2 separate regions of the Homo sapiens genome follow, and region 2 is linked to region 1. A link is an interaction called in ENCODE POLR2A ChIA-PET data of the cell type or tissue named here. Cell type or tissue: OCI-LY7. All regions are shown on one strand. Links, peaks and the distances in the headings refer to the core of each region. The heading gives the core; the rest is flanking DNA.

What was found. Peaks named below come from ENCODE experiments on the same cell type or tissue, not always from the same donor. Only the 100,000 strongest peaks of a DNase experiment are listed, where the experiment ranks them.
Region 2: POLR2A ChIA-PET joins it to region 1 with 7 read pairs; 4 of 35 experiments call an interaction of 5 or more read pairs at or near these places.

What each region holds. Positions count from the first base shown.
Region 1 is chr12:98,616,282-98,620,683 of GRCh38, reverse strand. It overlaps a transcript of IKBIP not described here. Among named protein-coding and RNA genes, the nearest start is that of SNORA53, 19 kb to the right of the region's middle. In OCI-LY7, for the core only: no CTCF peak of the experiment used is centred there; no DNase peak of the experiment used is centred there.
Region 2 is chr12:98,520,526-98,524,927 of GRCh38, reverse strand. The region is part of intron 1 of TMPO (thymopoietin); the gene reads right to left. Among named protein-coding and RNA genes, the nearest start is that of TMPO-AS1, 6.5 kb to the right of the region's middle. In OCI-LY7, for the core only: no CTCF peak of the experiment used is centred there; a DNase peak (open chromatin) is centred at 4,227; H3K4me3 peaks cover 2,152 bases; H3K27ac peaks cover 2,595 bases.

The sequences.
Region 1 (4,402 bases), core at 1-4,000:
AATAGAATTCAAAGAACCTAGCTGGGTGCAGTGGCCCACGCCTGTAATTTCAGCGCTTTGGGAGGCTGAGGTGGGTGGATCACGAGGTCAGGAGATCGAGACCATCCTGGCCAACATGGTGAAACCTGTGTCTCTACTAAAAATACAAAATTAGGTGAGCGTGGTGGTGAGCGTCTGTAATCCCAGCTACTTGGGAGGCTGAGGCAGGAGAATCTCTTGAAACCAGGAGGCAGGGGTTGCAGTGAGCTGAGATGGCGCCACTACACTCCAGCCTGGGCGACAGAGCAAGACTCCGTCTCAAAAAAAAAAAATCCTTTAGCAAGTTTTTAGAAAGCAGATTGGACCTAGAAATCATATTCTTGAACCATGTTGCTGTGCTTGTAGATCCAGGCAATGTTTAACATTACAGGACAGCATCTAACCTCATACCTTGAATATATGATAGGAATTTAATAAATATTCTGGCCGGGGGCAGTGGCTCATGCCTGTAATCCCAGCACTTTGGGAGTCTGAGGTGGGCGGATTACTTGAGGTCAGGAGTTCGCAACATGGTGAAACCCCGTCTCTACTAAAAAAAAAAAAAAAAAAAATAGAAAACTTAGCCAGGTGTGGTGGTGCATGCCTGTAATCCCAGCTACTTGGGAGGCTGAGGCCGGAGAATCACTTGAACTCAGGCGGCAGAGGTTGCAGTGAGCAGAGATTGCACCACTGCACTCCAGCCTGGGCAATAGAGTGAGACTCCATCTCATAAATAAATAAATAAATAAATAATCAAATCACTGATGTACTTTTTTTTTTTTTTTTTTTTTTCTGAGAAAGGGTCTGGTTCTGTCGCCCAGACTGGAGTGCAGTGGCATGATCTCAGCTCACTGCAACCTCTGCCTCCCAGGATCAAGCCATCCTCCCAGCTCAGCCCGGCTATTTTTGTAATTTTTGTAGAGATGGAGTTTCACCATGTTGCCCAGGCTGGTCTTGAACTCCTGAGCTCAAGTGACCCATCCACCCCGCCTCACAAAGTGCTGGGATTACGGGCGTGAGCCACCATCCCCAGCCTTCACTGATGTGCTGTTTTCAGCTACTGATAGACTCTAACTCTTCTATCCATCCTAGGCAAATAGGTTAACCAAACCCGAAGTAATTTTTAAAATAACTTAATACAACAATCTGTAGACTATTACCACACTGTATTGAGCTTATATTTTCATAAAGATCAATAGAAGTTCATGATACATTGCTATTATAAACAACCAAGTGAAACAAAGAGGTTTACTAACAGCTTCTTCCTAATAATCTGATCCTTCTAAGAATAAGCTAAGCTCATTCATCAACATCTTAATTGTTTAATTGCTATTAAGCTACTTTTACCAGAGTAGATACATTAATAAATGATAACCTGGTAATGAAATAGATTAAAGTAGCCGTCTAGTCCTTTCTCCCTTGGGAGATTGTTTCATCAAATACACTATGTTGCAAAACTTCCTCCTTAAAAATAAAATGTGATTTTGCAATCACTTCTTGGTTTCCTTCCTATTTGTGGCTACCGCTTAATGTCATACCCACAGGAACATTTCGCAAACTCACTTCTCTACCAAAAAACACATTTTGGGCCACCTTATCCACCAATAATTAATTTAAGCATAAAGCAATTGAGGAGAAAAATCCTCAAGTGTATTTTGAAATTAAACATTTATGATGGGGCGAAGTGGGGGGGTTGCTACTTAGAATTATTTTGTCCTACTGTCCCATTTCTGTACTTCATTATAATTATTTTGCAACTATATGGATGCTTCTTTTTAAAGCTGCCCTCAAAATAATATTCTGAGCATAATTCATTTTTATTTGTGTTAAGTAAAACTAAATGTATGATAACCAAAATAATCTCAAAAGGTTGGCATTAGCCAAGTAATCCAAATACAATTTAAGAAAGATAATTCAAGCTAGGTGTGGTGGCTCACGCCTGTAATCCCAGCACTTTGGGAGGATCACTTGAGCCAGGAGTTCAAGACCAGCCTGGGCAGCATAGTGAGACCCCCATCTCAAATTTTTTTTTTTTTTTTTGAGACAGAGTCTGGCTCTGTCGCCCAGGCTGGAGTGCAGTGGCACAATCTCGGCTCACTGCAAGCTCCGCCTCCCGGGTTCACGCCATTCTCCTACTTCAGCCTCCTGAGTAGCTGGGACTACAGGCGCCCACCACTACGCCCGGCTAATTTTTTGTATTTTTAGTAGAGACAGGGTTTCACTGCATTAGCCAGGATGGTCTCGATCTCTTGACCTTGTGATCCGCCCACCTCGGCCTCCCAAAGTGCTGGGATTACAGGCGTGAGCCACCGCGCCTGGCCTCAATTTTTTCTTTTAAGAAAGATAATTGATAAGAAAACATTGAAGAAATACACAATTATTTTAGAAAAAAAGATATCTTTAGATTAAACTGCATATTTAATTTTGTAAAAATGTTTTACAGTCTATTTGTTTTTATAAATTTTAATTTCAATTTTTTTGTTTTAGAGATGGGGGTCTTGCTATGTGCCCAGGCTGGAGCACAGTTGGTATTCATAGGCACAATCATAGCACACTACAGCGTCAAACTCCTGGACTCAAGCTTTTTTATTTCTTCTTTTCTGAATTTTAAGTAACACATTTATCGACATTCTGTGTCCCAAACTAAACTACAAACTCCCTAAAAGCAGAGACTGTTCTTGATCATACTAGGACATACTGTAGTACAGTATATGCTGTCAAATCAAACTAGTTTTGGTTATTAATAGAAAGTTATAATTTCCTACTTTACAACATAGTACTTTCCTAGAAAACAAGCTGAAAGTTAAATATGCAAAAGTCAAATGATTGACTTACACATTATAAATGGGATTCTTTTTCCAGAGTAATTACTGTATATCTGTCTTTGGGCATACGCATTAGCAATGTATTTCTAGCCATTTTACATTTGTTTCTTAATTTATTTTTCTTCATAATTGAGCACACAGTCCATAGGCTAATCTTCTGATTGAAGCTAAATAGTCTTACCTGATTTCCATCTTTGTTTTAATTGTACGACTTTATCCAACTTTGTGTGGTTTATGAGATCTACCCATCTTATCGCTATGTAATTTTCCCTTCTTCATTTTATTAACTGATGGCACAATGCAATAAAATGTCAAATATTTAAAGTTCGATAAAATACTCAACTCCCCAACACTGCTATATAGGCACGCACATGTGTGTGCACAGACACAGGACCATCACCACAAACAACAACAAAAATAACAACTCAAGATGTTGCCAGACACTTGGGTGGCTCCAAATGTTTATCAGTTAATGTGTCCAAGTTAAATCAAGGTGACAATTTAAGAGCTTTCAGTTCATAATGTATAGTGGGGAAGAAGGATGACATTGAAACATACAAAAGTTGAAAAACAGCTGCATTTGGAATCAGAATTTTAGAACCTTGGAAATTCTTTTCTTTTACTTATCTGTCTTCTCTACTAAACTAAGTTGAGGCCACAACTCGAGTTATACTCATCTTTATGTTCCACATATTTTGCATGCCTAACAACATACTAGGAACTTGAGAATTTGAATTATTCAAGGTCTCATGGATAGTTAGATAGGCCAGAAAACTGTTCATAAAAGTTACAGGCCAATAAAGCGTAGACATATAGTCTTGGACATTGGTCCCTTCATTCTAGCATTTGCTATAACTTATTTGCAGTTGCCTTAGACCCCGAATAGCCAAAGCAATCTTGAGCAAAAAGAACAAAGCTGGAGACATCACACTACCCGATCTCAAAATATATTACAAAGCTGTAGTAATCCAAACAGCGTGATACTAGCATTTAAAAAAAAAACATAGACTAATGGAACAGAGAGCCCAGAAATACTTCTACAAGTGTATGTTCAAATGATTCTCATCCAAGTTGCCAAGAACACACAAAAGGGAAAGGACATCTCTTTAATAAATGCTGTTGAGAAAACTGGATATCCTATGCAGAAGAATGAAACTGGACCCTTATATCAAACCATATACAAAAACCAATTCAAAATGAATTAAAGACTTAAATGTAACACCAGAAATTGAAAACCGCTGGAAGAAAACATGAGGAAAAAGCTTCTTGACGTTAGTCTTGGGAAAGATTTTTTTGAATAGAACCTGAAAAGAACAAGCAACAAAAGCAAAAATAGATAAATATGATTGTGTCAAACTAAAATCTTCTGTACAGAAAAGGAAACAGTCAACAGAGTGAAGAGACAACCTATAGAATGGGAGAAAATACTCATGAACCATAAATCTGAGAATGGCTTAATATCCAAAATATATAAGGAACTCAACTCAATAGCAAAAAAAAACCCAATTAAACAATGGGCTATGGACATGAATAGACATTTCTCAAAAGAAGACATAGTA
Region 2 (4,402 bases), core at 291-4,290, 96 kb after region 1:
AACCCGCCTGAGAGGTTTTCAAGAAATCTCTTTGGGCCAGGTGCAGTGGCTCATGCCTGTAATCCCAGCACTTTGGGAGACCAAGGTGGGTGGATCACTTGAAGTCAGGAGTTCGAGACCAGCATGGCCAACACGGTGAAACCCCGTCTCTTTTAAAAATGCAAAAATTAGCCGGGTGTGGTGGCACATGCCTGTAATCCCAGCTACCTGGGAAGCTGAGGCAGGAGAATTGCTTGAATCTGGGAGGCGGAGGTTGCAGTGAGTCGACATCATGCCACTGCCCTCCAGCCTGGGCGATAGAGCAAGACTCTGTCTCAAAAAAAATCTTAACTCTTTTTTTTTTTTCTTTTTCAAGGTGGAGTCTCTTAACTCTCTCGCCCAGGCTGGAGTGCAGTAGCGCCATCTTGCCTTGCTGCAACCTTCTGCCTCCCAGGTTCAAGCAACTCTCCTGCCTCAGCCTCCTGAGTATCTGGGACTACAGGTGCATGCCACCACGCCCAGCTAATTTTTGTACTTTCAGTAGAGACAGGGTTTCACCATTTTGGCCAGGCTAGTCTCAAACTCCTGAGCTCGTGATTTGCCCACCTCAGCCTTCCAAAGTGCTGGGATTACAGGCGTGAGCCACAGCACCCAGCCCAAAATCTTAACTCTTGTTACCTCTATTTGGAAAGGTCTTACCCATTTCTGATTCTTCACCTTGGGCCAGATAATCTGTTTGTAATTGTGTAGCCCAGGTGATCTGGATGCAGCATTGAGGCAAGCAACAGAAAGCAGACGCACTATCATCCTCATATTCTTATTCCAAGCATCTAAACATTTCTAAAAAGACTGATACAGGAATAGCCCCCTGATAAATGTTTTGTCAAATCTGGGGAAGGAAAAAGTAATTTATTTTTGAAAATCCATTTCTTATTAGAAATAACAGGCCTATCAAATCTAAGTAAAAACCAATTCTCGGCAGTGGCTCATGTCTGTAATTCTAGCACTTTGGGAGGCCGAGGAGGGAGGATCTCCCGTTGAGGTCAGGAGTTTGAGACCAGCCTGGCCAACACGGTGAAACCCCATCTCTACTAAAAATACAAAAATTAGCCAGGTGTGATGGCACACGCCTATAGTCCTAGCTACTCGGCAGGCTGAGGCTGGAGAATCACTTGAATTGGGGAGGCGGAGATTGCAGCGAGCCAAGATTGCGCCACTGCACTCCAGCCTGGGTGATAAGGCCAGACTTCGCCTAAAGAAAAAAAAGAAAGAAAGAAAATCAATTATATTTCCTTCAAACATAATGAAAAACATCAGCTGAACAAAGATATCTTAAATAAGTGACCAACAAATCTACATAAGGTAAGTCAGATAAATTAAAACCAAAAACGTGATTTTTTTTTTTTTGAGATGGAGTCTCACTCTGTTGCCCAGGCTAGAGTGCAGTGGCATGCCCTCCATCTCCCAGGTTCAAGAGATTCTCCTGCCTCAGCCTCCCAAGCAGCTGAAATTACAAGCGCGCAACACCATACCCGACTAACTAATTTTTGTATTTTTAGAAGAGACAGGATTTCACCATGTTGGCCAGGCTGGTCTCGAATTCCTGACCTCAGGTGATCCACCTGCCTCGGCCTCCCAAAGTGCTGGGATTACAGGTGTGAGCCACTGCACACAGTCAAACATGTGGTTTTTAATCTGTCAGGAAAAAAGTTCCAGAAAAGTGATGTCATTTTATAAATCTCAGATTTAATAAGGATAAAAAATTAGGAGACAGTGTGCTGTACATGATTAGCAGTTTCAGTCAGGAAAAAGGAAGCATCAGTTGCATTAAATTCTGCCTCCAGAAAGCTTTGTTCCTTTAAGTAGATCACTTAAGAGTTTCACTCAAAAATAGTACCTACTATGCTACCCGATGATCTCTAACGTATTTTTCAACTTCAAAACCCAACAGCTCTATGATATCACCGATGAGCTTCTCTAATTCCTTTAATCTCTACCTCTAGTATAAAGATGTTGAACCATAACAATATATTCTAGTGGGCACTTATTATGTATTACGTACTGAGTTGTGTTCCAAGTGTCTTTGCATTAACTTACAGAGTCCTAAAAATCTATGGAATAAAATGCTAATATCCCCATCTGACAACTCAGAAAACTGAGGTTCAAGCATGCTCTTCACTAACTCAGGAAATCTGCATGCTATGATATACATGTCACTTTCACTTATCTACCTTATTCGTTTCCCAAAATTATATTTTAGTAACATTGCACTATATTGCCCTGACATTAAAGACAAAAATTCAGAAATCATTTAATGGCTATTAATTACTAAGCACTAGACACTTCACATATGCAATGGCATGTACTCCTCAATCTGATTAAGTAGCTATTAGGTTATTCCTCTATTTCAGGTGAAAATAGAGGATCTTAGATTAAGACACTGTTCAGTGTCATATGAATAAGTGGCAGACCTGGAATTTGAATCTATAACTCTATTATTCACAAGTCTGTAAACTTAACACCTTATTATACAGTGGTGGTAAATTTGTGATTTAATTAACATTTCCTATTGGTAGCATGCTTTTATGTTCTTTTCCAGGTCTTCAAATATTTCCTATTGAGAATTCATAATTTGGCCAGGAGCAGCAGCTCACACCTACAATCCCAACGCTTTGGGAGGCCTAAGCAGGAGGATCCCTTGAGGCCAGGAATTCAAGACCAGCCTGGTCAACATAGTGAGACTATCTCTATAAAAATTTTAAAAATCAGCTAGGCATGGTGGCACACACCTGTAGTCCCAGCTATTCCAGAGGCTTGAGCCCAGGAGTTTGAGGCTGCAGTGAGCTATGATCATACCACTGCACTACAGTCTGAGGGACAGAGCGAGACCCTATCTCTTAAAAAAACAAACAAACACACAGACAGGCGTGGTGGCTCACGCCTGTAATCCCAGTACTTTAGGAGGCTAAGGGGGGCAGATCACAAAGTCAGGAAGGAGTTTGAGACCGGCCTGACCAACATGGTGAAACTGTCTCTACTAAAAATAAAAAAATTAGCTGGGCATGGTGGTGCACGCTTGTAATCCCAGCTCCTCAGGAGGCTGAGGCAGGAGAATCACTTGAACCCGGGAGGTGGAGGTTGCAGTGAGCCGAGATCGCGCCACTGCACTCCAGCCTGGATGACAGCGCAAGACTCCTTCTCAAACACACACTCATAATTCACCAGAACAGATCATTCAAGAATATTATGCTCCACTAGATCCAAATAGCTACACCTTCAGGCTCTGCCTCTTAAAACAAAAAGGCAGACTGCCAACTCTGTAAATGTTTATTTTTGTGTCCACAATCTAGGTAGTTTCAACACCTAAAAATATTGGTAGCAAGATACATAAAATAAAAAGCTTAGAAATAAGAAAACAAAATAAAAACAAAACTTTTAACATGCAAAGTTTTGTCACATTATACCAAGTGAATCCAAGAGACTATGGTAGAAGCTGAAATGAAACAATTTCTTATTTAATTAAAAATGTTCCCCATAGGCTGGGCACGGTGGCTCACGTCTGTAATCCCAGCACTCTGGGAGGCTGAGGCGGGAGGATCAGAAGATCAGGAGATCCAGACCATCCTGGCTAACACAGTGAAACTCCGTCTCTACTAAAAATACAAAAAAATTAGCCGGGGGTGGTGGCAGGTGCCACCACGTAGCCCCAGCTAATCGGGAGGCTGAGGCAGGAGAATGGCGTGAACCCAGGAGGCAGAGCTTGCAGTGAGTGGAGATCACGCCACTGCAGTCCAGCCTGGGTGACAGAGCGACACTCCGTCTCAAAAAAAAAAAAAAAAAAAAAAAAATTCCTCATAAACCCATGATTAAATAGAAGGTATATGCATGCAAATAGTTAATCTTGGCCAAATCCACATTAATGCTTGATTTGTCTTAAAATGTTAAAAATCTCCCTTATCTGCAACTCTCAAACATAATTTGGCTTTCTCCTATAATATAAATAAATATTCTTTTATTCCTTTTTACCACTCCATTATGCAGAAGATTATAAATATTCTTTAAGAAATATGACCTGGAGGCCGGGAGCGGTGGCTCATGCCTGTAATTCCAGAACTCTGGGAGGCCGAGGCGGGCAGATCACCAGATCAGGAGATAGAGACCATCCTGGCTAACAGTCTTTACTAAAAATACATAAAATTAGCCAGGCGTGGTGGCGGGCACCTGTAGTCTCAGCTAGGCAGAGCTTGCAGGGAGCCGAGATTGCACCACTGCACTCCAGCTGGGATGACAGACTGAGACTCCGTTTCAAAAAAAAAAAGGAAAAAAGAAATAAGACCTGGTATTGGCCGGGTGAGGTGGCTCACTCCTGTAATTCCAGCACTTTGGGAGGCCGAGGCAGGTGGATCACGAGGTCAGGAGTTCG